2 separate regions of the Mus musculus genome follow, and region 2 is linked to region 1. A link is a loop called in an ENCODE intact Hi-C map of the cell type or tissue named here. Cell type or tissue: left cerebral cortex. All regions are shown on one strand. Each heading gives the region's core, and the rest is flanking DNA. Links, peaks and the distances in the headings are about the cores only.

The links. Peaks named below come from ENCODE experiments on the same cell type or tissue, not always from the same donor. Only the 100,000 strongest peaks of a DNase experiment are listed, where the experiment ranks them.
Region 2: a loop joins it to region 1, with 7 times the contacts of the local background. A loop is called at or near these places in 2 of 42 quality-filtered maps.

What each region holds. Positions count from the first base shown.
Region 1 is chr14:59,148,073-59,164,936 of GRCm38, forward strand. Gm5142 (predicted gene 5142) reads right to left here. Exons shown (of 2, transcript NM_001004158.2): 2 at 10,431-10,638. The coding sequence ends at 10,613. Among named protein-coding and RNA genes, the nearest start is that of 1700129C05Rik, 14 kb to the left of the region's middle. In left cerebral cortex, for the core only: a CTCF peak has its summit at 7,686; a DNase peak (open chromatin) is centred at 7,732.
Region 2 is chr14:59,596,027-59,612,890 of GRCm38, forward strand. Cdadc1 (cytidine and dCMP deaminase domain containing 1) reads right to left here and starts at 1,933. Exons shown (of 10, transcript NM_027986.3): 1 at 1,729-1,933; 2 at 836-933. The coding sequence starts at 1,810. In left cerebral cortex, for the core only: CTCF peaks have their summits at 8,175 (motif pointing left) and 9,800 (motif pointing right); DNase peaks (open chromatin) are centred at 8,183 and 9,824.

The DNA.
Region 1 (16,864 bases), core at 4,034-12,033:
GTAGGTGGGAGCTATTGTTCAACTTTGGCTATATAAGAGAGTCACGTAAGCCTCTGGAAACTCCCAGGCAGAGTTCAAATGGGTGTTGCTGTTAGCCAATAGACTTAAAGGGCAATATGCTTAGCCAATAAGTTTGAACTGTAACCTTGCTGATGCAACCTGGGCCTCTAAACAGTATAAAAACTGCTTGTAATAGCCATTGGGGTCACCTTCTCATCACTCACTTTTAGTTTTTATACAGTTTCCAGGGGCAGAATAGAGCATCAGCAACTAGGCACAATATGATTGGCAGAACAGTGTGCCCTTTAAACTGATTGGTCTCTGAAGGTGGCCAATGGTTGGTCCCCCCTCCCTTCTGGAGGGGAGGGGTGACTACCTGCTCTATGATCTCTCTCTTCCAGGGGAAGAGGTGCCTGATGGAACTTTACAAAGGCCCTGAGCTGACTTCTTCACTGGAACCTTGAGTTTTGTATGCTGTGTTGCTGACAGCTTTTGGTGCTGCTTCTAGGAATTTGGCGTTTGTTACTGGACTCAGAGGAGGAAGTAGGTTCAGATAAGAATGTTAAAAACAGTGATCATGGGGCTTTGTTTACTACTTTAATTACTACCTTTGTGATCCTTTTGCTTACTGCAGTGCTGGACTACTACCTTTTTTTCTTAAATTTTTGTTATTTAAATGCGTCTTATACATCAAACATATTAACAATATTGAGTATATTGAGAATCAAATAATACATAAAAAATTTGTTCAACTTTTATATTCATGTCCTTTCATACCCTAAAAATATCATTAATGAATATTTAATACTATCCATAACTAAAGATTCTATATCTAATGTTAAATACTAAATTGTTTCAAAACATACAAAATATTCTTTGGGAATTAAGTATAGTAAAAGAACATAAAATATTAAAATGAATTAATAATAAATATATTCAAAAGCCCTTATTGATACCACCTGACATAGTGAAAGAGTATTTAAAACACATTATATATCTGTATACATTCTTTAACAATCAGTTTACTTAAAAAAGATTATCAGTGTTTCTAGGAGAGAAATTATTTTATCAGGAAGTATATTTTTAAAATTTCAAAATAGCAAAAACTCTTTGAAGTTAAACATTAAGAAAATGCTAATTTCAAGCACAGTGAGAAAAATTGTCAGTAATATTTCCATGAAGTTTGTAGGACATGATTTTAATATTTTCAACTGTTAATATTCAACAGGCAGAATAATTATTTTAAGATTTACTTCATTGTTGTCTCCCTTAACATTTCTGATTTTATTAATTTGGATACTATCTCTGTGCCCTCTAGTTAGTCTGGCTAAAGATTAATCTATCTTGTTGATTTTCTCAAGGAACCAGCTCCTGGTTTTGTTGATTCTTTGTATAATTCTTTTTGTTTGTAATTGGTTGGTTTCAGCCCTGAGTTTGATTGCTTCCTGCCATCTACTCCTCTTGGGTGTATTTGCTTCTTTTTGTTTTAGAGCTTTCAGGTGTGCTGTTAAGCTGGTAGTGTATGCTCTCTCCAGTTTCTTTTTGGAGGCACTCAGAGCTATGAGCTTTCCTCTTACCAGTGCTTTCATTAAGTCTCATAAGTTTGGGTATGATGTGCCTTCATTTTCATTAAATTCTAAAATATCATTCTTTAGTTTTTCCTTAACCAAGTTATCATTGATTAGAATGTTTTTCAGCTTCCATGTGTATGTGTGCTTTCTGTTGTTTATGTTGATATTTAAGACCAGCCTTAGTCCATGGTGATCTTATAGGATGCATGGGATTATTTCAAACTTCTTGTATCTGTTGAGGCTTGTTTTGCAACCAATTATATGGTCAATTTTGGAGAAGGTGCCATGAGGTACTGAGAAGAAGGTATATTCTTTTGTTTTAGGATGAAATGTTCTGTTAATATCAGTTAAATCCATTTGGTTCATAATTTCTGTTAGTTTCACTGTGTCTCTTGTTTAGTTTCTGATTCCATAACCTGTCAATTTTTGAGAGTAGGGTATTGAAGTCTCCCACTCTTATTGTGTGGGGTGCAATGTGTGCTTTGAGCTTTAGTAAAGTTTCTGTAATGAATGTGGGTGCCCTTGCATTTGGAGCACAGAATTGAGAGTTCATCTTGGCAGATTTTTCCTTTGATAAGTATGAAGTGTCTTTCCTTTTTTTGTTCTATAACTTGTGGTTGAAAGTTAATTTTATTCAATATTAGAATGGCTACTCCAGCTTGTTTCTTGGGACCGTTTCTTGGAAAATTGTTTTCCAGCCCTTTACTCTGAAGTTGTGTTTGTCTTTGACACTGAGATGAATTTCCAGAATGCAGCAAAATGCTGGGTCCTATTTACATATACAGTATGTTAGTCTATGTCTTTTTATTGGGGAATTTATTCCATCGATAATTAACAGGTACTAAGGAAAAGTGATTGTTATATCCTGTTATTTTTGTTGTTAGAGATGGAATTATGTTTGTGTGGCTATCTTCTTTTGGGTTTGTTGAAAGATTACTTTCTTGCTTTTTCCAGGGTGTAGTTTCCTTCCTGTGTTGGTGTTTCCATCTATTATCCTTTGTAGGGTGGAATTTATGGAAAAATATTGTGTAAATTTGGTTTTGTCATGGAATATCTTGTTTTCTCTGTCTACAATAACTAAGAGTTTTGCTGGGTATAGTAGCCTGGGCTGGCATTTGTGTTCTCTTAGGGTGTGTATGACATCTGCCCAGGATCTTCTCGCTTTCATAGTCTCTGGTGAGGAGTCTGGTATAATTCTGATAGATCTGCCTTTATATGTTATTTGACCTTTTTTCCTTATTGCTCTTAATATTCTTTCTTTGTGTGGTGATTTTGGTGTTTTGGTTATTATGTGATGGGAGGAATTTCTTTTCTGGCCCAGTCTATTTGGAGTCCTGTAGGCTTCTGGTGTGTTTATGGGCATCCCTTACTTTAGGTTTGGGATGTTTTCTTCTCGTTGTGTCCTGGATTTCCTAGATGCTTTGGGTTAGGAGTTTTTGCTTTTGCATTTTCTTTGACTGTTGTGTCAATGTTTTCTATGGAATTTTCTGCACCTGAGAGTCTTCTATTTCTTTTATTCTGTTGGTGATGCTTGCATCTATGACTCTTGATCTCTTTCCTAGGTTTTCTAACTCCAGGGTTCTCTCCCTTTGTGATTTCTTTATTGTTTCTGTTTCCATTTTTAGGTCTTGGATGGTTTTGGTTTTGTTTTTTTTTTTTGCCTGTTTGCTTGTGTTTTCCTGTAATTGTTTAAGAGGTTTTTGTGTTTCCTCTTTAAGGACTTCTACCTGTTAACCTGTGTTCTCCTGTATTTCTTTAAGGGAATTATTTATGCCCTTCTTAATATCTTCTATCATCATCATGAGAAGTGATTTTAGATCCAAATCTTGCTTTTCCAGTGTGATGGTGTGGCCAGGACTTGCTATGGTGGGAGAATTGGGTTCTGATGATGTCAAGTAACCTTGGTTTCTGTTGCTTATGTTCTTATGCTTGCCTCCCGACATCTGATTATCTCTAGTGCTACCTGCCCTCGTTATATCTGACTGGAGCCTGTCCTTCCTGTGATCCTGGTTGTGTCAGAACCCCTCAGAGTTCATCTGGGGATCCTAAGATACTGGGTGTGTCAGAGCTCCTGGAAGTCAGGCTGCTTCTGGGACCCTAAGATCCTGGTGTGACCAAACTCCTGGGATCCTGGGATTCTGGGATCCTAGGCATGTTAGAGTGCATAGGAATGGAGCTTGATCTGGGTGTTGTAGGACTGGCTGCAGAGTTTGCGCCCAAGGTCTGCTCAGGGTACCAGCCCAGACTGGAAGGAACTTGCGCACCTGAGCAGACAGAGTTCTTGGATGTCTGGGCCCTGCTGGTCGAAGTTACTTCCAGTGTTGGGGCAGATGTGTCCTCACCTCTGATCCTATCGCTTGACTACTATCTTGTGTGATCTTGTTTACTACTTCACTTGATTACTTTGTCTTTGATCTAAGAACTAAACATGAATTTTGAATGTACCTAGAATGATATAAAAGCAGGCTGGAGAAAAATAAACCTGATTCAGCCTCAATACTGGCTGGAGTCGTGTTATAATTTTGTCTAATTATTTTTCTTCATTTTCAATCCTCACTCCCTCCCATGAGACCTTATTGACTGACTGAGCTGGCTTTGTTATGTTTATTTTTAGAATCTCTTTTCTCAAGTTTGGTATATAAACATTGCTCCTCAGTCATTCTCTGTCTTGCCAATAAAAGCCAATGATCCAATACAGACCTTTAGAGAGAATAAGGTGGGACTTCCAATTCTCAGAGAGGAGGAGAAATAGACAGGAATGAAGGAGGAGACCAGGAGAAGAGGCCAAGGAAGCATCAGGAAAAGAGAGCTGGACCAAAAAAAAGTACCCCCAAAAATGCAAGTAATATGGAGATATTGTCTGGGAGGAAGTCTGACTAGGTTGGAGGTTTAGAATGGAATAATAATTGCTCAGTATTTTGTTCAAGGCAATTTTAATAAATCTTAGTCTTGGTTATTGGAGACTGACGTGGGGATTTCTAGTTTTGTTGGAGACTCAGTTGTGTCCTGTGATCTTTTTCTGGAAGCTGTATTATAATAGGATACTTCGCTGAGAATGGACATTTTACTGGAAGCTGTCTGGTGAAAGGGCATGCGACGTTTTGCTGGAGCAGACACTTGAGAGGACACCTGATGTTTGGAATGAGTATAAATATAACCCAACAGACAGTGTATGATGCTCTTGCATTGGTTCACTTTGCAACTTTTTTAAAAGATTTATTTATTTTGTGTATGTGAGTAGACTGTTTCTCTCTTCAGATACACCAAAAGAGGGAATCAGGTTCCATTACACACGATTGTGAGCCACCATGTGGTTGTTAGGAACTGAACTCAGGGCTTCTGAAAGCCCAGGCAGTGCTTTTAACTGTTGAGTCATCACTTCAGTCCCCCAACTCTTCAATGATCTTTGCTTGTCATGGCATTGTAGAGAGAAACATACCAAAGAATTTCTGATGGTACTCCAGGTGCTTTGTGCTGCTTCTACAGACTTGTGCCAATTGGTGGAGCCTTGTGGTTTCTTCTGGATCAAGAAGCTGCTACTGATTCATGTTTGGTGCTTTGCTAGTAGACTGGACTGCTGACGGTGAAGACTGGGGTCACCACAAAGAACTATTTCTAAACAGGTCCATAACCCCTGTTTCCTATTTACCTTTCATTTACCCTACCTCTAGTGGGTGGTGGGCTAGAGGTTGAAGTGTTAAAGAGCCATAATTGAAGTAGGTTTTGAAAAAGCAAAGCCTACAGAGGACTAGCAAAGGTAAAGAAATACAGCTGCTGGATTAATTTACAATAATTATACATTTATACATACATTTATAATAAAAATAATTCATTTTACAGAATGGCAATGGTCAGGTTGTGTCTAAGATATGTAGGCCTTAGCACATGGAAATGCCTTGTAGTCTTGGAGCTATAGTTCCACCAGACAAAATACAGTGTGGCTGAGAGGCCTCTTTCAGCTTCCTCTGAGGCAGCAGTTCTCCACCTGTAGGTCACGACCATTGGAAAACACATATTTTCAATGGTCTTAGGAACTGAGACACTGCTCAGTACCAAAACTACAGTTATGAAGTAGCAATGAAAATAAATTTATGTTTGGGAATTCCTAAGATTATTGGAAATATGTATTTTTCAATTGTCGTGACCCACAGGCATTGAAACCCTTGAGCTTGTTGTAGCCTTTGAGAATAGATGTGGATGGTCACATATATCTGGAGATCTCAAAAGGCTCTCTCAACTCTACTAAGAGTACCTCTTGCAAATGGAAAATGTTGGGAAAAGATGCCAGGGAGAGTGGTAAAAAGTAATGGAGAGAGACGGGGAAAGCCTGAGAAGAGGGAAAAGAAAGGAAAACTCAGGAGAATGAGTGATTTGAAAAGAGCCATTAAAGTTTAGATAAAAGTGAAAAAACATGCAGATACATTTTGAAGAAGGAAATGATGGTTCTCAAATACAGAAGGAGAAAATCTATAATCTGGTAAGTACAGGGTAGCATGTCTCAGTGAGGGATGGCTGGTTTCAAGGTCTCTGTCATTGTTCAGGTGACTCTAAGATACCACAGACTGTCTAGAATCCTATTCCCATTCAGTGGAGACTGAGACATTCTGAATTAATTATAGTAATTAAAACTAATTACAGTAAGTAAGGTGTTTATAATTGCATAACTAATGGAGTCTAAACACTGACAGCATCCATTTGTGCAAAATACTTAATAAACAAAACTCAGTACAGAATGGTTTTTATTGATTCTGAGTAACACGGATGTGACTTGAAGACTCGTTTTGAAGACCAGGGCCTGAGTAGTGACAGTTCTTGTACACCAGGCTGTTGGTAGATGGCAATTTGGGTTACTGGTTACTTATTTGGTAGGTTGTTGGTCAAAGTATTTGGTCTGAGTTGTGATGAATAAGAAGAGCTCTCTGATGATTCCTTAATTTGGAGTGTATGCTTTCTTTCATAACGTCAGTGGTAGATTTAAAGTGTTCTTATTACACACCAAAAAGGATAGGTATGTGAAGTAATTCTTATGTTTGTTAAGGCAATTAAGTTACATTTTTAAACCTTTATGGCTGCAGATATATCTGTGACTGAACAGGTCAAGAGAGGGTATCAAATGTCCTGGGACTGAAATTATAGATGGTTATGAGCCACCCAGTGGATACTGGGTTGAACCTGGGTCTTCTGGAAGAGCAACAAATGCTCTTAATAACTGAGCCATCTTTCTAGCCCATTGAGCTATTTATATATATATACACATTTCAAAACATCATATATGACAAACATTCAATTTTTGTCAAATAAGATTTAAGTGGACATTGGGAAGGTGGCTTATTGTATAGAGAAGTTGCCACACAGGATAAAGAGTCTTGGTCCCAATCCCTATCCCCCATGATAAATTCAGGCAAGGCTGTGCTCACCTATTTAAGCTCAGTGCTGGGAATGAGGATAGAGATCAAGACAGAAGGATTCCTAGATCATAGTGGCAAGCCAGTGTAGACATGTTGGTGGGTTCCAGGTCCAATAAAATTTTTATCACGAAAAATAAGAACAATTGTAGAAGCTGTCAAGTCCTCTATATACATGTGCACACATGTAGGCATATACAAAGTCATACATTACCCAAAGAAGCCAATACTCAACAGGTGAGCAGCCACACACAAAAATGACAAGACCCAGAAACACCAGAACAGTGCACACAAAGCTGCTGTGGGACTTCTAGAGACATAAAAATATTTACTGCTTATTTTACTTGAGAACATTACAAGACGTGGGCATTGAGATTTGGACACAAAGTTGACATTCTTCAGTTTTCAGTACAACAAACCCCTTGTTTTTCACCCTAATGGCTATATAAATGCTTTTTTCAGTTTGTGGGCATGGGGTTGTAAAACAACAGTATATGCCATCTTAATAATTATCATGATGATTGTCATCAGTCAACAATTTTAAGACCTACGCCAATACATTGAAAAACTTTCCTACTGCCAATTGCTGATATATTAGTGAACCTAACTGATTTTTTGTACACTGGAGCATAAATGTTACACTTTTGTATGATAAAAGGGTTTCGTTCTTTCAGGGAATTTGGTAGTGCTGCCTTTGCCTCAACTAGAACACTTGGTGGTGCTATTTGAAAACAGTTTGGAAACCTTAACTGGTGAATCCTGCATGGAAAAGGGAAGTCTGGAGGTTGCTCTTGAAACTTTACAGTTCTGTCCCTCTAGCTGTTTACTCTGTGCTGTCTGGGTGAGCATGCTAGACAGGCTGCAGAGCCTCAGTTCATGCTGTCCCTCCTTTCCTGCCAGATGTGTCTTAACCTGCTGCCAGGTCTTACATACAATGCTTGAATGATGCCCTGAAAGGGACAGAGAATATATGCTTCCTTCCTTAAAGTGCTTACGGTGTCTAGGGAAGGAGGGGAAAATCATAGATGCAGGGATGGGTAGGGTACTCAGATTATAGTGGGTAGAGCCTTTGGTCAGCTCATCCTAGGTGAGGGAAGATGTTGGTTTCCAGGAATGAGGTGAATTCAGATGTTAGTTTCCAGGGGAAGTATTGTTACCTGGGGAAATATTGTTAAGGATTCAGTAGGACAAGGTGTTAGATGCCAGCAGCTCCCTGTGGGTAAATATTGGTAGCCATATACACTAGACAGGTTGAAGTTAATAAAATTATCTTATTCATGTTGACCCAGTATGTGCTTCTCATTTATTTGAAATAAACTATTGCTTTCCTGGACCATGCATCTTTTGGGTATTCCATAAAAAGTTTCTGCCCCAATGCTTCTTCTGACACTAATTTTCCATCTCCATATTTTAGCTTCATAGTTGGGGTTTTATGGAGTTCCTTACCAAGAGATAGCGGCCAAGTAGAGTTGGCTGTCTCCTGTGAGTGTAATCTTTCAAAGTAAACATCAGACTTATATAGTCATTACAGAAGAAAACAAGGAAGTTAGGTAATACATCAGCCAAGATACATTAAGGTCATCTGATGCATAATGACTCTAAACAAAAAAGAAAAATGCATCCATGAAAATTGGCAGGAGCCAGGCACTGTTTACAACTGAGATAAAAAATCAACCCTATCTAAAGTCAGCTAATACTTAGAAGACCTAACGGTAGTTCCAATTCTAGTCTATTGTATACCCCACCTTCTTCCTAAGCCATTGTAAATTCCTGTGTATGGGAGTGACTCAGCTGTTATTCTTTTTTTTTCTTTTTTTTAATATTTTTATTAGGTATTTTCCTCATTTACATTTCCAATGCTATGCCAAAAGTCCCCCATACCCTTCCCCCCCACTCCCCTACCCACACACTCCCACTTTTTGGCCCTGGCGTTCCCCTGTAGTATTTACTCTAGTTCCTTCTTAAACCACAACCCACCTTCTTTCTATTATTATGTAATGTAGTCTGCCATACATGACTCTAATGAGAATTCTAAGTTTACTTTGTTGAACTTGCCCTGGGATTTCTAACTCTTATCCAGTAAATTGCAATGCCTGATTTCTTTCACTATCTATCAACACTGGAGGCATTTCATCTGAACAAGTAGCATTCTTACGAAATTCAAAGCCCAAGGTCGGCTCAATGATTAACTAGGATGTTGGGACACTGGTGGAAGCCAGGAAGCAATGTCCAATCTAACTTGGCTATTTGTCAAATCATTCCTTGGGAGCTCCTATAATAAAACTATACTGAAAGAAGGCATGCAAAACCCTCCACAGACTATCACAAGGACAAATCTGGACCACATTCATATTATGGGATGCCAAGGACCTCCAGGAGACTCATTTCTGTGCAACTTTTTTGCCTCAGGACTGCAGCCAAGCTTTTGGACTTGTCTTGCAGACTCCACTGGAGTGGGTGTGGCAGTTGTGGTCTATCTTGTAACCTCAAGACGAATGCAGGACCTGCTATTGATACAGGAAGGAAATGATCAAGGAGAGCTATCACCTTGGTGATTTCATTCTCTTCTTTGTACCATTTCTGATGATGGGAAGGTGAAATTTCCAACAAAAATAGACTCACCTTCAGTGGAAACTGAAGTGGAAACTTCTGGTTTCTTTGGAAAAATCAGTTATGTCAAATGATGTTTTGCTAAAGCAAATATATGAAAGGATATGTGATGTTTAGAAAGAATATAAATATGACCACCAGACAGTAGGAGCTCAAGCATTGGTTCGCTTTACTCTGCCTTGCTATTCTTCGCTAACAGCACACATGTACTAGTTTGCCTTACATTGAATTGTTGAACTCACTTGTGGTGACAACATAGGGAGAAACTCCACAAGGAACTTCTCGTGAGGTTCCTGTGGCTTCTTACTATTTCTGTGGCCTTGTGCCAGTTGGTAGGCCTTCTGGTTTCTTTTGGATTGAACTTCCCTTGCTGGTCCATGTGTGGTGTCTTCAAAGAGGACTGAATTGCAGCTGCTGGTTCATATGTGGTGTCTGCTGAGAGGCCTGGACTGTAGCTGCTGCTTCATATTTGGTGTTTTCTACTGGACTAACTGCTGATATCCTGACAACGAAGATTGGACTCACCCCCAGAGAACTATTTCTAAGCAGGTCTACTTCCCCTGTATCCTAATAACTTTTCCTTTGGTGGGATAGAGGGGGGGTTGAATGCTTATTAAAGTAGGCTGAGAAAAATGTATGTCTATACTCATCTGTTTTCCATTTTCATTTTTACGGTAATTTCCCCTCAAGGAACCTGACACTGCAGATCACACGTGTGTATTCCTTTCCCTCACTGAGTACTAACCCCTTTGCCAGTATAAAATATATCATTCTTCTCCCTATTAATTTCCCTTGTTTGGGAATCAGTTCTGTATGAAATTAGCAAATGTATAATCATTGATTTATTTACAAGTGAAACATTTATTTCTGTGAATGGTGCCCACATTGTTTATATTCAATACACAGGATGGCTACATGTAAGTATGCTACCTCTCTAATAATCATCTTGTCCTAGATGTCATATTTTAGGTTTTGTAGACAGTGTTGTAACTTTGGGTCTTGGAGTTACTTGAGAATCTTGTAGTCTTAGCATTTCAGGTTCCTCTGGTTGGCTGGAAAAGAAAAACAAAACAAAAAATAGTATGATCAGACAGATGCCTACCAGGAGCTGGAAAGGTCTGGATTTAAATTATTTGGACTAGGACTTAAATAATGCTCTGTCATGTCCTTTTCTTGCTAAATATTGTTTCTGAATTGGAGATATTGTCATGTGAGCTCAAAAGTGTAATAATAGAATATACTGTAAAAATCCTAGGCTCCTACCTTCTCTTACTCCAATAGAAAGCTGGGTGCAGAGGGGAGCTTACATGCAGAACTCAAGGGAAAAGTCATTTTCTGAGGTTAGAGGTGGCTGCTGACTTTGTCCTAATGTGGGCCTGGTGTTACTGTTGGTTCAGGTCTAGGCCAGGTATTTTAAGCAATTAGAGTATAGGCTCACACAGTTTGCAGAAGTAGTGGTGGAACTTTATTCAAAGCAAATCTATAGAATAGGTCAGACTAGAGAGCCAAGAGCCACAGAGTGAATATACAGTCCTGGTTACTGTCCAAGGTATTTATTTATGGGGTTCAAGGGAAAGAGGTGTTTGGTTACTCAGAGGCATAGTGAGTGTGGCTCTTATTTTGATTGATAGATTTATATAATCATTTTTCTACTACATATTTCCCTCCCAGAATATATTATTAGTCATATGTATACCCAATTATACATAGACATGAGATGGTAAAATTTACTAGAGGACACAGTTTTATCTTACTATACGCGTACCTAAAACCAGTTCAGGCCAGATTGGTCCTTCTATCTTTGGATCAGGAAGTACTGAGAATCCATTTGAATAGAAGGCAGAAGAATCTCCACTGCGTCAGAGTGCTGTCTGTCAGCAGAGCATAGGCAGCTGCATAGGCAGAGCTCATACGTAGTGCAGCTCTCAGACTGCCAAGTGCATATTAGAAAAGTATTGTATGTGTAGCCCAAACCAAGAGGAGTTCTAGGCTGCTAAAGGATGCCTTATGCTTGACTGCCTAGATTTTAGAAACCACACTGCTTTTTGTAGGAATTCCATTTTAAGACATATTTGATGGAATAATGTGTCTGTTGAAGTCTCATAGAACGGAACAAAAAAAAGCAGTATTTTCACATAACACTCAGAGAATCCACAAGTACAACGAATAGAGGATATTTCACTGGCTGGTTTTTGCCAACTTAACATAAGCTAGGATTAAACAAGAGGAGGGAGCCTCAGTTGAGAAAAAAAAAAAAAAACTCCATAATATTGGCCTGTAAGCAGGCCTGGAGGGAATTTTCTTGATTAATGATTGGTATGGGAGGGCCCAGATAAATTTGGGGGATGCCACTCCTGGCCTGGCAGCCCACGTTAATATTAAGAAAGCAAAGCACAGGGAGCAGAGCAGTAAACAGCAGTCCTCCCCCGTGTCTACCCCCCTGAGCCTCTGCTAAAACCCTGGCCTTAACACTAAAGGTTGTTGTAGTCATGCTGCTCATCTACAGTAGAAAGTAAATAGGAGGACAGACACATATTCATCAAAAGTTACACGTTGACATGAGGCAACCTTCCCAATTGAGTGTGAACTCCTGTTTCCCTATATTGAAGAGTGTAAAATTCTCCTAGGCAGGGAAGCCCACATAGGGTCAATCAAGTCTCATCTGGCCACATGCACATATTTCTGAAATTGTAGCTAAATTAATGCTTGAATCCAGTTCTCCTGAATAGAAAGTTTATGGAAGTATGGTACAAGTACCAAGGGCCATTGTCCCCAGTTTCATAATGATAAACAAGTACATGGAATTAGTTGATACTTGGCAACTTGAACAAGTGCAGACTCTGATCTCAAATTTCCAGAAGAATGCTGAGCCACCCAGGGCATGGCTTCCCATCCAAACCAAGGGAACCAAATAGGAAACTGAGTTCTGATTCACATCCCAGCAAGACTAGATCCATGCCCTGTCTTTTTAGGCAGCACCTCCATTGCATCTGTACTTGCCAACACTTACTTAAAGGCAGCAAGCTTAACCAGGGCTTGACTCCCTACCACTTCATGATTTCTAGTCTCTGGCTGCAGATTCCCTGGTACCTGAGGAAACAGTGAGTGAGATTCATGACCAGTTCTAGGTCTCTCAGTTCATAGGGAAAAGCTAGGTTATTACCCTGACTGTTAGCTGTAAAATCTTTAGGGGCATTGGTTCCACTCATATATCTAGGATATTTTCCAGGTATGTTCAGATAGTGAGAAGAGGCCAATGAGGAAAATGGATACAGTGTTGCTCCAGGAGCATGCTGGCTGTGTCTTCCTTATTCCCATGGACACCAGGTCAGTCTGTTTGGGAAGCACAGCCATGACACTGCTGAACGGCAGGTGTGGCAGGTGGCTCCTTCCATGGAGGAAGATTGGCTCATCAGGACTGACAGAGCACAGCTGGCTTTGCACTGGGGAAAGAGAGTAGGGAACTATTGAACTGAAATGCTAGAAGTTGGGTCCAATAGTGAAGGGACAAGGTGAACACGGTGCTCAGAGAAAAGTCTGGAAAAGAAGAAGAGCCCAGAATAGAGATAAGGTGGGATAATGGGGGAAAGTGTGGATCAGAGGGGGGAAAGGAAAGAAAACAGAAAGGACAGATTGGGCTGGGGAGCAGGCTGAAGGCTAGAGCTGACAGGATGGGGGTAACACAGGAGGAACAAGCACAGGCAGAAAGAATGGGAGTGGGGAACTAGGTTTCATAAGGAAAATGCTGGGAAGCCATCTTGTCATCTTTTCAGAAGACACTCTGAACCTTTCTCTTCAGTAAAAACAGAGGGACTTTGCATGTGAGAGACCTGCTGTGGCAGTCATCTCCCAGGTACCTCATGTCCCACTGTGACTGAAAGAAACTGAAAAACCAATGCCTGCCTCTTGGTCCTATGCATCAACCTCAGCAACCAGGCTAGAGGCCCCCATGTGGAGTCTAAGAGTGATCAGGGGAGGTGTCAAATAAAAGAAGTGGAGCTGTAACATTAGCGTGTGCTCGTGTGATAGCCTGGGTATCTCCCTTCAGATAGCAGGGCCAAGGCACAGAACAGAAGCAACTTGTTAGGACTGGGCAGGGTCAGGGGGGTTCCTGAAGCAGGAACTAGGAAGAGTCAGTGCCTCATGATCATATCTTCCAACACTCATGTACAGCACTGTGACCATATCTATAAGGACCCCAGGAGAGTTTTCTGCCATGGAACAGACCCTACATTGACCTAAGAACCAGAGAGGAAACAGAAAGCAAGTAATAAATCACCCAACAAGACCAGATATCAGCACCTAGAATTACCATCTTCCCAAAACCTGACACCAACATAAAAAGCAAAAACAGCTAGGACAATATGTGTCCACTAGAGCCAGGAGCCCTAACTATGGCAGACCCTGAATATTGCAACATGTCCAAAGCATAAGACAAAGCCTTTTTAATAGGTTTCATGGATGTGATAAGAGGGAAATAGGTTGATGCCTTAAAGACATCTATGAAACCATAAATAATGAGGGGAAATGAGTGAACCCATCCAAGACGTGATCACTGAAATAGAATCAATAAAGAAAACCTAAACAGAGGGAAATCTGAAAGTAAAAATATTAAGGACTCAAAAGGAGCCTTAGAGGCAAGACTTAGCAGCAGAATACAAAAGATGGAAGATAGACTCTCAGGCATTGAAGATGTGAGAGAAGAAATGCACACCTCATGAAAAGAAAAATTTAAATCTAAAAAAAAATCCTGACACAAAACATTCAGGAAGTTTTAGACACTATGAAAAGAGCAAATATAATAGTAATAGAGGAAGTATAAGTAACAGGTTAAAAGTATTGAAACTATTTTCAACAAAACCAGAAAAGGAAAGTTCCCTAAAGTAGGAGGAGCCCATCAAGGTCCAAGAGGCATACAGAATGCCAAACACTGGACCCCAAGACAAAGTTCCATCACACATAATAATGAAAACACTGAATGTACAGAACAAACAAATATTAAAGGCTGTATGAGAAAAAGACCAAGTAACACATAAAGACAGACCTATTCAATATCACCTAACTTCTCAACTGAGAATGCAAAAGCCATAAGAGCCAGGAAAGATGTTCTAGAGATTCTGAGAAACCACAGATGTCAGACCAGACTACTATACCTAGTAAAATTTTCAGTCACTAGAGATAGGAAAATTAAGACATTCCATGATAAAACAAAGTTTAAGCAATATCTCTCAACAAAGCCAGCCTAACAGAAGGTGCTAGAAGGAAAATTACAACCTAAAGAGTTTAACCACATCCAAGAAGACACAAGTAATAAATAACCCAATATTGGCAAATCAAAACACTTGCTACACAACAACAGAATAACAGGAACTAACAACGCTGATTGTTGATATCTCTCAGCATCAATGATCTCAATTCCCCAATTAAAAGACACTGACTGAATGAATGCAAAATCAGGATTCCTCCTTCTGCTGCATCCAAGAAATCCATCTTAACATCAAGAATAGACATCACCTCAGGATAATAGGATAGCAAAAGATATTCCAAACAAATAGACCTAAGAAGAAATGTGGCATAGACATTTTTATCTAATAAAATAAAATTCAAAACAAAACTAATCAGAAGATATTCGAAGGAAAACGTCATCAGGAGGACATTTCAATCCTTAATATCTATGCAGCAAACACAAGGGTATCCATGTTTGTAGAAGAAACACTACTCCAGCTAAAGTCACATATTGACATTCATATACTGAGAGTGGGAGACTTCAGTACCTAACTCTCACCAACAGACAGGTCATCCAAACAAAAACTAAACAAACAAACAAAAAATGCTAGCACTAAATAACATTACAAATCAAATGAGCATAACATATTTACAGAACATTTTAACCAAATGCTCAGACACAAAATAATTCTCAACATATAAAAGAAAATTGAAATAACTTTCTGCATCTATCAGACCACCATGAATTAAAACTGGATATAAACATCAACAAAAATAACATAAAGCTTTCAAACTCATGGAAATTGAAAAACTCACTACTGAATGAAAAACTAGGTCAGGTCCAAAATTAAAGACCTTTGTATAAGTGAACGAAAATGAATACTCACATATCCAAACCTATGAGACACAGTGAAAACAGTTCTAAGAGGCATGTTCATAGCACTAAGTGTCTAAATTTAAAAAAAAAGAAGAGATCTCATACTAGTAACATAAACATAAACAGCATAAAAACAGAAAGAAGAAATCATGCTGAAAAAGAGTAGATTAAGAAATGAATTCAGGGCTGAAATAAATAAAAAAGAAACAAACAACAAAAGATTTCATGAAATGGTGTTAGTTCTTTAAGAAAAAAAGAATGATAAACTCTCATCCAAATTAACTAAAAGGATAATATCCAAGTTAACAAAATTATAACTCAGAGAGGGGCACTACAGACATGAAGGGAATCTAGAGAACCACGAGGACATGCTTTAAAAACCTGTAATCCACCAAGTTGGAGAATCAAAAAGAAATGCATACATACCACTTACCAAAATCAACTCAAGATAAGATAGGCAACTTAAACAAATCTACTAGTAGTCTTCCAATGAATGAATGAATAAATAAATGCATGCATACATACATACATACATACATACATACATACAAATTGATTAATTACAAAAATAGGGGTGTCAGATGGTTTTAGCACAGAATTCTGCCATACTTTCAAAAACGAGTGAATGCCAATACTCCTCAAATTATACCTACTTCTCAATGGAGACTCTAAAAGCCAGAAAGGCCATGAGATATAAACAGATGAAACACTGCCCAATTTTTTATAAGGCTACAGTTACACTCATAACCAAACTATCTAAAGACCCAACAAATAAATTACAGACCAATTCCTTTTATGAACATAGATATAAAGATACTCAAAAACAAACAAACAAAACCTTGCAAACTGAATCCAAGAACACATCAAAAAGATCATCCATCATGATCAAATAGGTGTGAGCCCAGGCATGCAGGGGTGGTTTCAACATGTATGAGTTGATAAAGGTAATCCATCATATAAATTCACCGAACATCAAAAATCTCACTGTCATCTCATTAGATGCAGAAAAAGCTTTTCACAAGATCCAACATCTGAGGACAGGTGTCCGCCTGGCTTGGGAGGCGGCCTCAGCCTCAGCAGCAGCGGTCGCCATCTGGGTTCCGGGACTCCGCGGGACCTAGGAAATTAGTCTGAACAGGTTAGAGGGTGCGCCAGAGAACCGGACAGCTTCTGGG
Region 2 (16,864 bases), core at 4,967-12,966, 450 kb after region 1:
CATTAAAACTGCTAACCAAGCTCTCAAGCTAGCACACACTGTTAGAATAACTTGGAGGGTGCCTTCATGGACCCCTACCTGGCATTGTGACTTCATGGCTATGGCCTTGGGAAATATGGGCATGAAGCACAGTTGGAAAGATTGTAACATGGTGAACAATAGCAGGGATGGGTCAGGTTATGAAAGTTGTGCGTCTCTAGGTCAAGCCTCTTTTCAAGTTGGCCGGCTTTCAGAAAACAAGGATTTCTTTTGATGCCTCTTGCAATTATTTCCATGTCCAGTTAGATTTTAATTTTTAAAGCCTTAAACTGATAACAGGTATGGGTCAGATTTCTAAACAAGATTTCAAATAAAATATTTAAAACAAAACCAACTTATTTCTCTTAAATAAACAAAACCTCCATGGTATCTGTCAGATGAAGGAGAGGATGCCAGAAACCAAGGGTGAGAAAAAAAACTTTTGCACTGAAAAGGGATTCAAGTTAAATGTATATAACAGAATTACGATGAGATAAAATATGGACAATAAAGCTAAAAGGATTTCCAAATTTTGTATTACTAGCAAACTGACTTTTACAATGCACATTTTTAAGGCGCTAAATGTCTCCAAAAGAAAAGCCTTAATACCTGGTAATCATGGCACACACTAGAAATAACTTTTCAGACTGGAAATATGAGCTAGTTCGCTGTGGTTACAGGCACAGCATACAAAAGCCATGACACCATTCCTAGGTTCTTGCTGCATTTGGCTGTTAGGACTACAGTTGGCCAATGAAACCAGACTTAGACTACTGCTTTTCCAAGGGTAAACACTCTCTATGGAAATAAGGTATACCTGAGATTTTTGCCCTTGGGCTTCCACTCCTGGGAAGAGCTCCATCCAGAGACTGAGCAGGGTGAAAAGGTTCACTTTAGAAAGCCTTGGTATTTGACCTACAAAAGAGAAGGCAAGCACTTCAGAATTTCACTAGTGAAGGCAGAGGAGCTAAGCTCAAAGCTACGAGTGAGCTGCAGATGGTCTGGCAGGCAGGAGAATAAAAGCTTCCTTAGCAAGAGTGGCCACAACCTCACTTTCAGTGACCTCGGGTGGCACTTTCCAAAGTTGGGTGCTTTTTTTTTCTCCAGCTCACCCCACAGGTAAAATAGTAAAACTGATACAAAGGCTCTGGAAATAATCAATCAATCAATAGGATAAGGGCTCCTCTCTGATGTAGCCGAGGAGCAAGGTCCCCACCCCTACCCCTCTGGAACCTGGCATTGCTAAAAGGGCAATGGTTGGAACATGATTGATCTTCAACCATAAGGCAAAACTTGAGGGAGGTATCACGGGTGGTGAATTTGCCAAAGCGCAATTTCAGGCTCTTCAGCTCCGGGATACTGACTCTAGGTGCAACCACCCACCAGTGCAGGACAGGACGCGACCTATGAAGCCTGGACAGCACAGTGTCCGGGACGCGCGCCTGGCAAGGAGACCAGGGACGGCGGGGCAGACAGGAGTCGCTGTGAGTCACAGGGCAGGCAGGGTGTCAGGGAGGTGCAGTATGTGTGTGTGTGGGGGGGGGGGGGGGAGTAGCAGGCTAGCAGGGCGGGAAGGAGACATAGAGCAGGGAGGGTGCTGGGCTGTGCGGAGACACAGGACAGGCAGGATGCGGAGCTGGAGGGAGACTCGGGCAAGCGTGCAGAGCGCCAGGAGAGGGGCAGGGCGGGAGAGAAGGCCACCGCACTCACCCGTCATGCTGCCCGTCTGCGTGCCGACTGACCTCTCGGCCCCGGAACCCTCCAAACTCTGCATCTGATCCGTTTCTTTCATCCCCAGCCCAAAGGCCTCGGCCCAGGACAGCTTGCCCGGTCAGGCATGATAGGTTCCTTGAAGCTCGCCTACGGCCACCTCTGCGGCCTGTCAACAACCGCTTGTTCTGCGCAGCAAGATGACGTCTCGGTATGCCCCCCCCATCGCTTCCGGCGCTTAATGTGACGTCAGAGTCCGGCGCACCGAGGTGGTGGTGGTGGTTATCTATCAGTTATGCTACTCTGTGTAGCAGGCTGTGTTCAGTGATTTTTGCAGAAAGAAGGACGCTTGAAGTTGTCTTGGTTCGGGACAGTAGGGGACCAGGGTGGAGGACTTAAACAGAGAGAGGCGAACATAGAACCGGAGTGGGCGAGGTGGGGGAAGCAGGGCCATCGGAACCCAGCCGTCAGATGTGGGCGGATCCCAGGGTATTTGGTTCTGCTTCATATCCAAACTCACACAAACTATGAGAAGAGAACTGGGAGGATCGAAGAGTTAAGTAGACAGCGGAACCTGAAAAATCTGAGTTGTCCGTCCCAATGAATTTGTAAATAGAGCGTACGTGTGCGCGCTTACCGTACAGAGGGTATCTTCCTCTATATGGCCCTCCAAATGTTTGTTTTGAGAATGGGTCTCTGCTTGGATCTGGAGCTCACTGGTTGGCTACACTGGAGCTTCATCCTCCTGTCTCAGACTTTACACACTTGTGACTACAGGCTGGTGCAGCTTTACTCAGACCTTTTTTTTTTTTTAATGTGGGTTTGAGGGATCCAGAAGGAACTCCTCAAGCTTATATCTAAAGCATGTACACAATGAACCATCTCCTCAGCCCCCAGTGAAAAATATAAAGTGTAAAATGAAGCCTGGAGAGGTCAGAAACATGGCCCAGCAGTTAAGAACACTTCCTACTCTTCCAGTGGGTCTGAGTTCAGTTCCCAACACCCACATCCAGAGTGGGTCACTACAACCCTTAACTCCAGAGATGGATATTTGAACAAAAATTGTAAAAATAGTTTTATTTTTATTTAAAATATAATATCATTACAAATCTCCCCCCTCCCCGAGGCCCTGATCATTTTTAAATTAATTCATGGTTTTTCTTTAACCACTATTGTTTATATACATGTATTATATATGTATATAATATATACACACATATATCTCTACATATATGTGCTTGTATGTATATGCTTTTAGGACTGATCACTTGGTACTGGATAACTAGTTGAGGGGACTTATTCTTGGGGAAGACTAATTTCTCCTCTGTTATTATTTACCCTTCATCTAGATATGGGACCCCTGGGAGATTTCACCCATGTTGGCAAGTTAGCTGGTGTTGGCATTGTTCGGGTCTTGTTTTGGCAGCCATGTTGTTGAAATTTTGTAGGTGGAGCTTTCCTGCAACAACTAGAAGACAATGTTCTGACAGCTTCCTGATCCTCTCTGGCTCTTACAGTCTTTTCATCCCCCTCCCCCCTTTCTGAGATGATCCTGAACGTTAGGTGTAGGGGTTGAGTTCTAGATCCAACCTTCAGGACTGGATATGCAAGGTCAGTTGTTCTCTACATTTTGAGAACTGCTGTTGCTACTACCTTCCTCCTCCTCTGCTCCATTCTCTCTCTCTCTCTCTCTCTCTCTCTCTCTCTCTCTCTCTCTCTCTCTCTCTCTCTCTCTCTCTGTGTGTGTGTGTGTGTGTGTGTGTGTGTGTGTGTGTGTGTGTTTGTCTTTTTAAGAAAGGGTCTCACTGTGAAGTCCTGGCTGGCCTAGAACACACAGCGTAGACTCCTGAGTCTTAGAATTAAAGGCATATGCTAGCATGCCCATCTTGATAGATAGATAGATGGATAGATAGATAGATGATAGATAGATAGATAGATAGATAGATAATGCTGAGGAGAGATAAGAGTTGCATTTACCTGGGAGTGTTAAGATAAATGTTTAGAAAGGAGTTAGGAATTATACTGGTATGATAGTTCCAGGAGTCTGCCTGGCATTGAATAGGTTGAAGTGGGTCACAGAGTTGTACATAGAGGTAGCTTAAAGACTGGTGGTCTCAGAGGAAGGTTTAAAGACTTACAGTCTCTGGACATCTACCTCTCTAACTATAATGAATGCTTGCTGGTAATTTCTTAAAAAGAAAATAAAACAAAACAACCCTAAACACTTTCTTGTTCACTCTGAGGGTTAAAGAAATGCTATCTTAGGTGATTAATACCTGTAGCCTAACATCAGGGGATCAAGTAATAAAGTAATTGCTAGTGCGTTTTTCTCTTTTGCTCAGAAGTCCCACCTCTTGCTTGTCAGGCAGGAAGGAGGTTTGGAGCAATAAACTTTTATTGAACCAGGAGAAGAGAGACACTCCCAGGAAGAAAAACTTTTACACAGAAAATATGCATAAACTCACACACATTCATATACAAATTTATGCATGCATACTCATACACCTTCATATAAACCAGTTGGTCTAAGCTACATATTTATCTCATAATTACATACTTACACACATACGTCTATACTTACATATGCATATGAAGCAAAAGATCAATGCAGAAAGAACTCACTCATTCTGGATGAAGAAATGAGCCACAATCTTTATTGCATAGAGAAAGAAAAAGCTTCTACCATATTTTTGCTAAACCCAAGTCTGTAAGGAAAAAAAAAAGCATTGTCCTCTTTAGTAAGACTAAGCTTGCCTTGCTATTAATAAAAGACTTGTTCTACCCCATGGTAAAGAGAAGCCTACCTGCTCTTTCTTTGTAGCCTTTTCTTTGTCCTCTTTCTATCTGCATTCTGCCTATTACTCTCTTACTTCCTAAGTTTCCTTTTAATTTCTAAGTTACTCTACTCTGTTGTCCTCCTAATCTTGCCCTCTCTCCTGCTCTTATGTAATAATGCCATGCAATGTAATCATCCCTAGTTTTTTGTACCTTTTCTAGGGGAATAGATCACACCATTTTTCCAAGCATCTTTAAAAAAAAATAAATCAAAGTTCCCACTTTTGGGATAGCATTGGAAATGTAAATGAGGAAAATACCTAATTAAAAAAAAAAGGAAAAAAAAGAAAAAAGAAAAAAACCAAAAATTCCCTAAAAGTTCAAACATAAATTCAAATCATAAGTTGAATAAGAAGTTTACAACAGAGATGTTTACATATGTCCCATTAAGACTAGATATTCATTTTCTGCCACTAGCTCTACAGGTTCATTGAAAGTTAAAATCTATAATTTTGTGACTAAGTTATTATTAAAGTTTTATGTAGATAAGCCCAGTCAATATTTTATCTTTTGTCCTTATACCTACAATAAATTGCTAGTTATGACTTTTGGTTGATTGTTTTACAACTTCTAGAATGTGTTCTAAGTTGTAAATGCCTACTTTCTATCTCAGAAGCAATTAACTGATGATACATGAAAACTGGCAGAGTTCTCATTGCAGTTTTAATATCAGAAAGGACTTAATAGCACTCCTATTTTAAAGGGCTTAGTAATTACTAGTGTAATTTTAGGAGTTCTTATAAAATCATTAAGAATTAAGAAATCATCTATTTGTCTATATAGTACCAGTACAAGACAGTACATCTTTGTTGTTCACAGAAATCTGCTCAAAAGGGTTGGCTAATACCTAGTGCTTGTAATATATATTTAATAATAACTGGAAAAGCATAGTAGTAGCAACAACCTTTCCTCAAATGTAGTTCCTTTGGCCTTTTCTAGAAGAGCAAATCCATTATAATTTTACAGCTCATAGTTTAACCATCTCAGGAAGATTACCTGCTAGTTTTTAGCTTCTAGTAGATGGCTCCTGGCATGATACTGTGGTAGTAAGTTTCCCTTTTAGATCAATGAGTACTCCTGGGTGAGGCTGGGTAGATTTCCAGTTTTTCTCTGGGAGCTTTTCAGGTCAGATCCTGTTAGAATTCTCTGGTCCTGTGTCTTCAGCAATAGGGATTTACCTTCCCTTTCTGTGAGGCCACCAAGAGCAACAGCAATGACTTCGACTGTTTGTACAGTGTCCTGACCAACACTCGGGAGGCGGTGTTTCAGATTGTCTGCTCCTGTCTGCAGACACACAAACAAAATGATTATGGATCCTTAGATCACTGGGTTCAGTTTTACAGACACTCAGATGTCTTTTGGAGATGGATAATATTAAAAATTGTTTCATGCTCTTCAGTTCTACTGAGAAGGCTGGCTTTAGAGAGGGGATTTGGAATGCCTGCTTGCTCCAGACTCAAGCATGTTTGTTTACAAGTTTTCTCCAAAGTCTCTGTTCCAGGTCAGACCAGCCACCTGACAAGGACTGGAGAACAAAAGAGAACAGCCAGGGAAGAGACCCTGTGCTTGAGAACAAGAGAGAGAAACTGTTTCCAAAAGAGGTTACAAATAGCAAAGTGTAATCTCCAAGTAATGTTTAAATTCGGCCTCCCCCCTCCATGGTTTTGTTTTCTATCTTTGAAGCTTTTTTTGAAATGTAAATTTTATCTTTATACACTTTAGGATTAGTAAGCTCATTGGGTGTGGTTTTAAAAGGATCTGTAAGATCTATAACAGAAAAACCAGCTCAGAACTTGCAATGAACGGGTTTATAGTTAAAAATCTATAGATAATTTTAATTGACTGCAACATACTATATGTGTAACTGAGATTTAACTCTTGTTTAAAAGTGTAGATTTGCTACAATGTGCTATCTATGTGACCTGGATTCAGCTCTTGTTTAGAAAAATAGATTTGCAACTGCATATTATATATGCAACTTGGATTCAACTCTTGACTTGGGAAATAGATAGTTTTGAAGAAAAAAAAATAAAGAAAAGGACTAAGGGGGAGTGTTCGTCAACAGCAACTTTTGGTTTCCTGCCACCTTGGCTGATGACCTCATCAAGTCGGAAGCACCCATGGGTTGGCCACTATCATTAGTAAGGTTATAAAGTAGGCATACCATATGACTTCACTGCCATCTTGAGAAACTCACTCAGAGAGAGAGAGAGAGAGAGAGAGAGAGAGAGAGAGAGAGAAACTCACTCCATGCTATGTGAGTCCATTCCCTCCTGTCTTCCCCAGTCCAGGGCATGTTTCTAAGAGAGAAAGCACCCTGAGACCACCCCATTCAGGACTGAAAGAGAGGTGAAGAGCCATGAAGAATATTCCTCCACATACCCAGCTTTCTCTTTCCTCACCCATCCCTACCAGCCTCCCCGTCCCCAGCCCCAATTCCTGCACTGCACAGCAGCAGCTCTGTGCGTACTAGTGAGCCTTTTCCACTAGACACGTGTCTGATACAGTACGCTTGGACTCATCTCCTTCATGCTCCAAACCTGGATCTATCAAGCAGCTCTCCAGGTAATTCTGACATGTACTAGCCAAATTGTGTATATGTATGCCTTCGTGGGTGAGTGAGTGCGTGTGCGCGTGCATGTATGTGTGTGTATGTGCCCGTGTATCTCTCAGCGCATATAACCCACCAGGTGTTTTAATGATTCAAATGGAGCATGCTCAGTTGTTTCTAACACAGAACCAAGAATGGGTAAACTGGTAGTTCTTGCTTGTAGACAAAGCCAGGTGCTTCCAAAGGGAGTATAAGGCTGATTCTGTGCCGTATATGAGTGGCTATCTCTCCCAGCAATGCAGACTGGGACTCATGACATATTCCACTTTAGAAGTGATTACATGAATTTGTATTACACGATCACAGATTAAAAGAACGACATAAATCAAAATCATTTGCTGAATTTTGGGGTGGGTCATCAGGTAGGCAGGTTATAGCAAAGCAGGGGATGTCTGCTGTAGGTTTTAGACACTGTGTCATGACATTCTTAACTTTCAGGCTAGTGGAAGATAGTGTCTACGTAATACATTCCAACGTTTTTACCTGAAAATCAGAAGGATGTTGTGTCTTTTGACTAAGATGGGTAACAAATGTCTATTGAGGGAATCAATGATAGCCGGAGATAGCCCAGGCTCCAGGTCTACAACATTCAGCCTCCCACAAGCACAGGTTTCTGTAGGTCAGGCTGCAAAATCTCCATCACAGGCATGACACTTTCAGGACACTTTAGTCCATCACAGATTCCCATGTATTTAGAAGACCACAAATTGGGTGTGATTTAAAATGTGACAGCTCAACTTCATGCATAGATAACCATGTTGTGCAAATGTGTTTCTCAGAAACTTAGCTTATAAAATTACCTGCAAAGTGAATTTTTAAAAATTGTACCATCTAGGGTGATCCTCTATGAGAAGTCAGTGCTCTATTAGGGGTATAACTGTTTGCAGTTCTTACCTGCTAATGTGAGCGAGCGCTTGACCCTGAACACTTCAGGACTGAGTAAGACATTGGGTCACAGAAGTGAAGTTTGTGAATTAGGTTGGTATAGGGCATGCTGCCCTCTACTGGTGCTGAGACTACAGTGATTGTTTTTTGTTCCCAGAAGCCCAGAAATGAATCCTTGGTTTAGTCCCCTAATGTAGCTTAAGAGCTAGGCATAGTTCACACACTTTTGATTCTTGGGGAATACAAGCCTAACTGTTTGTCATTACCCTCTGACACAAGGGCAGAGGCACATGCATTTTGAAAATACTCCCTGGGCCAGGAATGTATCTCAGAAGCAGAATGCTTGCTTAGCACTCTCAAGGCCACTGGCTCTATTCCCAGCACCACCAGACGATAAAATCTCCTTGGAGCCAAAGAACATTGAACAAGAAGTGTAGGCCTGAAATGTTTACTATTCCCAAGTGTCGGATTCATGTAAGGTAAAACAAGACAGTGCTCAATAAAGAGAAGTTGTCTTCTTCCTTGGATATAATTGAATTACCTTACGGTAGCTTGACAAGTAAGATGCTGTGAGCCCTTAAACCTTGCAACGGTTTTGAGCACACAGTAGGTTGCTCTCTGAAACAGAGCCTGGTGATCTTTGATGATAATTCTTTGGAGAAAAATGTAGACCCAGGAAATGCTGGAAATGCCTTTTGTTGTGGGGAAGGAACAGTAGGAGAGTTGGACCACAGAGAACTCTTACAGAACTCTGAATGAACTCTCCAGGCATAAGCAGTTGGCTGACCAGAGACTCTCGTGAGAGAGAGTTATTGACTAGTTAGTACAAAACAAGCATTTGCTGATATGTAATGCACCAGCCACCATAGCAGGGCTCTGGCTCAGGACTTGAGGATGTGGCAATTTGTCTTTCAATGCAGCATGAGCAAACAAATTCATTATACCATGTGTTCTATTTCCCCTTCCCACCAAAATCTATATTCATCCAAGAACATATTTCCCCCTAAATCTGCTGTCCACTTTTACATTTTTCACGGTCTTTAGAGTTTAGCTAATTTTTTAAAAAAACTACCAAATTCCAGAAGCGTCTCACGTATCAGGTTAGTGTAGAGGTATAAAAGTCACTTGTCACCAGTTGTTTGGACAGATCAATTACTTCTCTGAAATAAGATTTTTCTTTCAGGAAATATGCTGAGGCATGTAAGTCCCACTGTGTGTCTTAGATCTGAACTAAAGTGTGGCAACCACAGACATCCTCTCTTCACACTTCTCTTCCTCTTATTGTCTACCCTGCATTTAGGCTTCCCATATAGTAACCGCTCTCAGGTTTCCAGTGTTTTCTCTCCTGGCTGTGGTCTCTTTGTTTATCTCTGCTGTGGGTTTTCTGACGTCTATGGCTCTTTATGGATACTCATTGCTTACCCCTGCTCCTTCTCAATAACTATGTCAGAAGATGACGTCACACGTCCAATCAGCTGCACCATGGTCATGTTCTTTAGCCCCTCTTAGCTCCTCAATTAGGATCATTTTACAGCTATCATCAGTTTAGTGACACGCCACCAGCAAATGCCAGCTCTACACTTAGATATCTGAATTATAATATCACCAACAGAGTCCTTCACGATAATGATGGGGAATTAAATGCATTAACAGTGGTGGTAAGTGCTTTGGGTTAAAGAAAATTATAGGAATTTTTAAAAATCAAATTATTCAGACTTTGAAACACTCAGGTCAGGATGTAGACACCAGGGGGCAGCAGAGGCTTTGTTTCTAGCTAGTCTTGCTGATGCAGTGAGGTGTGCACACTTGTTCCTAATGCTGTGCTTAAGGCCCTCCCGCCTGTAACGTCCCTATGTTGCCCTAGGGTAGGTCCCTTCCGTGGTGGATCTTGACAGTTCTCTTGCATTATGTAAATATCTCATTGGTTCTGCATTGGCTGTAAGCAATTCCAGAGATGTTCACATTTCCATGATATCAGAGGAAGGAAAGCCTGGCAGAGGACTTGAAGAATCAGCAGAGGAATGGGCCCCACTCAGCCCCTGGCCATTAACTGATATGCCCGTCTAGCCACACCCCTGCAGGGTGGTCTACTCACTATCTGATCTAAGTATGGGACTGAGTGCACTTCTGGGTCAGTGCACTCTGAAGGTTCTCACTTCTTATACTCTTTGCTGAGGGTTATTTGTTGTGCTTTGCTTCTCTCTCTCTCTCTCTCTTTTTTCTTCTTCCTTCCTTTCTCTCTCTCTTCTCTTCTCTTCTCTTCTCTTCTCTTCCTTTCTTTTCTTTTCTTTCTCCTGTCTTTCCTTATAGGCTTGACCCTGGCTGTGACCCTGAGATGGAGGAAAGGGGTTTGCATCCTACCTGCTTACCACATCACATTTAAATCTCCACGTGTTCCTTCCTATAGGCCAATGTCCCTACATCCCCACGGTAACCAGCACCATGTCTAGCTCAACAAGTAACCGCTGGATAAATAAATCTATGAGCACACTAGTAGTGTGAGCCTGAGCTGCATCTTTCTGATGGCATGGTGTCCTTGGGCAGTGATGACGGGCAGGTTTTACCTGGATCTTTAAAATTCATTCTTATGGAGAGTTAAACATAAGAGGATTAAACAGTGCATTCTGCACTTCCGAGTTCATCCAGTATCTCTCAGACTGTTCCAGAATGTGAGAGGATGCTCACCCAAGCCAAGGAGCTAGCAAAGGGCTTGTTTCCCCAGAGGCTGCAAGGCAGGTTTCATCTCCAGCCTCTACCATCTCACAAACACATGCCAGATTACATTTCTTGATATTGACAGAAGTTTATAGCAATGAACTTTCTAAAGCTCAGCCTATTTGAACAACAACAAAATAATCTAACATAGAAAGTAAGATGATATCATGGTCCTTTGCATATTTCTTCCCTGTGTGTGTTACTCCTTAAGGTTGGGGTAAAACTACACACACACACACACACACACACACACACACACACACACACACACACTTTTCCTATCCAGTTTTAAAATAGTACAATTGCTGGTGGGCACTCTTCAGGGATTTTAAAGCCACTAATCAATTTCACAACTGGAGGCGAAGCTCTTTGCTGGGAGCTATTTTGCACAGGGCAAGCACTCTGACCTCATCAGGGCAACCACAGTTCTGAAGGAAGTAGAGGTTCTGCCTCACAGCCCGTGGTGGTGACAAGATGGCTGCAGGCAGGCCGAGCTCAGAGGCTGGCTGCTTTTCTCAGGCTTTGCTGCTCCTCAACCCACAATGTCACTTTGGACAAACTGATCCAGGAACAAGGAAACCTGACCTTAAGAGCTTCTACAAGAGCCTTTTTGGTCAGAAACCCAAACCTAGCTTGCACATGGATAAAGCAGGCAAGCTTTCTCCTACCCCATCCCAAGCTGGGGAAGCACCATAATCCAGAAAGGGTTAAAACACACCACAGCTGGCTGTGGCGGCTCACACTGTAAGCTCGGTGCTAGGGAAGCTGAGGTAAGAGGATAGGTTTGAGATGAAGGTAGCCTGACCAACATAGTGAGTTCCAGGCCAGAGGGTGCAGGGAGGGGGAGGAGGAGGGAGAGGGGGAGAGGGAGGGAAAGGGGGAGAGGGAGAGAGGGAGAGAGGGAGAGAGGGAGAGGGAAGAGAGGGAGAGGGGGAGAGGGAGAGGGGAGGGGAAGGGGGAGGAGGAGGGGGAGGAGGAGGGGGAGGGGAGAACACATTGCTGGGGCTGAGGCTGTAGTGCTCAGTGGAGGGGGTATGGAATATGTGCTTAACATGCAGAGGTCCTGGCTTCCATCACCAGCATCAGTCAACCCTCTGTCCTCAAACAACCACCCTCTCCTGCACCAGATTGCCAAACCCTGGCTGCAGGGATCTGATGGAGGGCGTTTAGAGTGAGACCTGGCATCTGCTCTTGTTGCTGGTGGTCCTGAAGCGCCCATGAAGATGCTGCTCTCTTGTACTCCAGTATGTGCTCACAAGACCATGGTGCTGTGTGAGGGGAAAGCAGCCTTTTGCGGTTCTGGGCATAGAACCCAGGCCTAACAAAGCTATGCACATGGCCCACTGCTGAGCCTCGCTCCTTCCTTCTGTCCGTCTGTGTCTGTGAGTCAGCTGCTTTGCTCTCGCCTCTCCCCTGCAGAGTCAGTTTGGTAGGACCTGGGGGAAGTGGGTGAATGAAGATCCTCAAGTTGAATTATTGTTCTTGTGCCTTCATGCTTCAGGACAGCAACTAAAAAGGCTATATTGTGAGATCATTTTAAGGTATTTCCTTTCCTGAGCCCCATAATATATTTTCCCTGATGGGTGTGTCTGTCTGTGGGCCACTGTGTGATGGGAATGTAGCTCTTTCTGCTCTAAACCCTTTCTCCCCAGAAGCAAATTAGTTTTTTTTAAAGATTTATTATATATATGTGAGCCACCATATGGTTGCTGGGATTTGTACTCAGGACCTCTGGAAGAGCAGCCAGTGCTCTTAACTGCTGAGCCATCTCTCCAGCTTTGAAAGTTACTTTTGAGACTAATACAAGTTTTCAAAATGAAGTGGAGTACTCTCTTTCCTACCTGAAAGGGGTCATATGCCTCTGGGACTCACCTCTCTCACTGGAGATCATCTCAGACATGGAGTTAGAGAAAGGATGTGGATTTGTGGTTCAGGACATAGTTCTGGGACCCCTGAAGTAGCTCAGCAGTAAGTCTCTTGTCCAGCATGTGCAAGGCCTGAGTTTATCCCCACCACTATTTAAAAAATAAAGAAGTAAAAAAATTACAGTTATTGGGTAAGAAAGACCTGAAGCTGAGGGTACTCTGAATGTGTGTTCATGTGTGTGTGCATATTTGTTTGTTTGTTTTTAAGATTTATTTATTTATTGTATGTATGTGAGCATGCTGTTGCTGTCTTCAGACACACCAGAAGAGGGCATCAGATCCCATTACAGATGGTTGTGAGCCACCACGTGGCTGCTGGGACTTAAACTCGGGTCCTCTGGAAGAGCAGTCAGTGTTCTTAACAGCTGAGCCATCTCTCCAGCTCCTGCACGTGCATATTTGTATGTGTGTAACCACAAACTAGAGATACTCCTTACCTAATAGAAATGTAACGTACCCACAATTTCACTAAGTTCAAAGCTAACACAGAATTCTGGATAAAGAAGAATAAAGCTGATACTGTTATAAGTAATAATCATTGACCCCCCAAGACCGCCTGCATTTTGTACCATCCTACAAGTTGGTTGGGTGGCAGCTTTGTTTCTGCTGACCAGAGCTGGATGTCAAGGCCCTGGCCTGGGCTGCTCCTCCCTGGGCTGCTCCTCCCCTGGGCTGCTTCTCCCTCCGGGCTGCTCCTCCTCCCCTGAGCTGCTCCTCCCCTCTACTTCTGTGGCCACAGTTACTTGATACCTAGGACTGGCAGGTATAGGCTGCTCTGTCCTACTGGCATGGAGGCCCTATCATCAGCTCCATGATCACTCATCTCTAGCAGAGAACTGGCCTTGCTCTCAGGGCATGAGAGGGTGTGGTGGTGGTTTACACAGGAAGTGTCCCCCATAGGCTCTCCCTGGAACTACATCACTTGGTCGAGGCACTGAGAGCTCAAAGCTTTGCCCTTCTTCCATTTTACCCACTGTAATTCAGCTCATCTCTGAAGATGTGAGCTTCAGCTTCCCGCTGCTGTGCCCTCAGCCCGCTGCCTCCCTATGCTGGTAGACCCCTATGCTTCTGCAACCAGAAGCCCACATAAGTTGTTTGGGTCCTGATGTTTTAGCACAGCAACTGAGAAGTAACTAACTCAGGTGTGAGACTGACAGAGGAGGGGCAGTGCTCTTCAGGACTTGGCTCGGGACTCACGCATCAATTACTAGCATTGTACTCTTGTAGCAAAAGTCACACAGATTCAAACTTTGGTTATGAAGGTCATGATTGGGAGACTCCAAGGTCATCTTGAAAAGCTTCCGAATACATAGAAGGGTAAAGAATTAATGCTACTTTATAAACAATTTATATTAACATACTTTTGTCATTAAGATCTGGGGGGGGGGGGTGTTAGTTCAGAAATAGTGTGTGTTTAGCATGCACAAGGCTGTAGATCTGATTTTTTTCCACCCAACAACAAACTCCCCAAATCCTTCACCAGTTAGGAGCTATGAGCTCAATGTGTACAAAAGAAACAATAGTTTCTTCCTTGGCAGCCACTATGTTGCTCTTGTGTAATAGCTGCTGATATACTCAATATACTCATAAGCTGGGGGTTGCTCATTTTTCACTTTGCAACAGAAGCAAGGTGGAGCTGATTTAAACTAGATGCTCAATGGCATCTACTTTAAATGCTCTAGTCTTTGTTATGTCTGAATTAGAGGTGATTTATCATGAGCCTGCTACAGAAACATGTGGGAGATTTTCTTCCCTGTAAAGGTCTAAGTGACCAACAGGATGATTGTAAAGAACTCATACAATATTTTAAAGCAGAACTTCCCTGTGAGAAAATTATGACTTAAACAGAACTTTCAGATGAAAATAAACACAGTTCTAAAGTTTTACTTTAGGGGTAAGAAGGCTCATGTACCAGAACAGCCAGAGAACTCGAGGGTTACTCTTTATCGTCATTCTTTGTATTATTATTTACATTTGCAGGAACATTTGTTGGTTTTTTTTAAGAGGGTTTTTAGGAGCTAAAATGATGGTTCAGTGGTTAAGAGGGCCTCTTGCCCATCCAGGGGACCCAAGTTTGTTTCCCAGCATTCCCATAGGAGGCTCGAAATCACTTGTAGCTGCTCCCTGTGAGGGGATCCAACAGCTCTGGCCTCCTCAGATACCTGCACACATGTGCCCATATTTGCATGTGTATACACACACACACACACACACACACACACAATTAGAAGTAAAATAAATATAAAAAAGGAATGTGTCCTAAAGCTAACATGCTTGCTTTTATGTAAAATTAATGACTTTGATGCCAATCAGAGTCTTGTGATAATAAATATGAACTCATGTTTCATCTGATCTCAACTACTATAGACATAAAGGAGAACTTTGACTCTGAACTTCATGCCGAACGCTTGTCTTTATTTGAAACTTAATGCTGTACTTAAAGGTTAACAAATCCAAACATTTTATTTCTGATGTTATGGAATTAGCTACAGTGCAAACTCATGCAAGCAGAGGACACGTCAATCATACACACACTCAGAAATAACAAAAATATCATTCCATCCACTGCCAAAGCTGAGGCTAAAGATAAACAGCAAGGTCTCAACATTCAACCCAAACAGAATGGAGCCCTGGTATCCTTAAGCTCCACTGTGGCGTTTGATGGGATAAAAGTCAGTGGATGTAGATGTGCAGTCCACATCAGGCCTTTGATAAGTGGCTGATAACCGCCTCCCCTTTTTTGGCCACTTCTGCCTTGGTCAGGACTAGTTATAATAGTAGATTGTTGCTTACCCCTGGGGTTCTTGGGTAGGCAGAGCCGAGTGTAAATGTAGGAGGTAACTGTGCAAAAATCAAAAGATCCCAGTGTCTGGGGATTAGAGCTGAGTGTAATTAGAAAGGTTACCTTGGTGCCTTGCTGCTCCAGCTGTTCAGAACCACCATCTTTCACTGTGTGCACACCCTCAGCACCACAGCATCAGCACCACAGAGATTGCCACACCTCTTGCACATGCGTGCTATGATGCTATTTAACCCACAGCAGTTTCCCAAAGGCCTTGTTCTCCACTGCTGGAATTGAGAGAAATATTTAGGATGGTGATTAAAAATGAAGCGAATAAGTATTGAGTTGAATAGAAAGTAGATAATCATTATAGGCCATGCTGGATCTGGAATATTAGAATTTTAAATAAGCATCGTATTTCTGCAAGTATATTTTAGTAGCAAACTAAAAAGTGACAATTTTAGAGCTATGTGATTAAGTTTGGGTTCAAAAAGCTTAGTTCCGAGACAGTAGTATATATACTACATATCTCAGGCTGCCCTCAAATTTAGGATCTGTATTCGATACTTTTCTGTTGCTGTGATAAAAACCACAAGCCAGACTACTTATAGATAAGGGTTTATTTGGGCTTATAGTCCCAGAGGGTCAGAGTCCATGATGGTAGAGCAAAGGCATGGTAGGCAGGAAGCTGAAGGCTCACATCCTGAACAACTAGCAGGAAGCAGAGAGAGCAAATTTGAAATGACAAGAGCCTTTAACTTCTCAAAGCCCAGCTACTGGGACACACTTCCTTCAACAAGGTCACACTTCCTAAACCTCTCAAACAGCACCATTCGCTAGGGACCAAGTGTTCAAATGTCTGAGACTATCGCAGCATCTCAGTCAAACCACCACAGAATCCTCCTGCCATTGTTTCTTATTATTACTATAATATTTGTATTTTGGATTATACATAACCAGCAAGGTTCTTCATGCTAAATAAAAGTAGATACACTGATGACTCTTCCTCTCTTCTTGGCTACATTTTTTTAAGTATTATGCATATTTAAGGCATAAACTTTGATGCTAAAAGATGCATACATTCAGTTCATAGGTTACTATAGTGAACAAATTGTATTTACTTTACATAATTAGTCATTTTGCCTATCTGCTTGCAAGAACAGCTAAAAATCTATTTATTTAGCATGAATCCCATATAAACCATTCATCATACTGAATTCACCCAACAAGAAAATGTGCACTCTATAGATGATGCATTGATAACATCTCTATGAAATATATTGGAGTAAGTTCTTTCCTTTAAAGAGCCTAGATCCCGTTTGGAGAAAGTTGACTTAGGATTTAAAGTAAATCACGAGAATCAGGTTCTCCTTGTCTCGTACC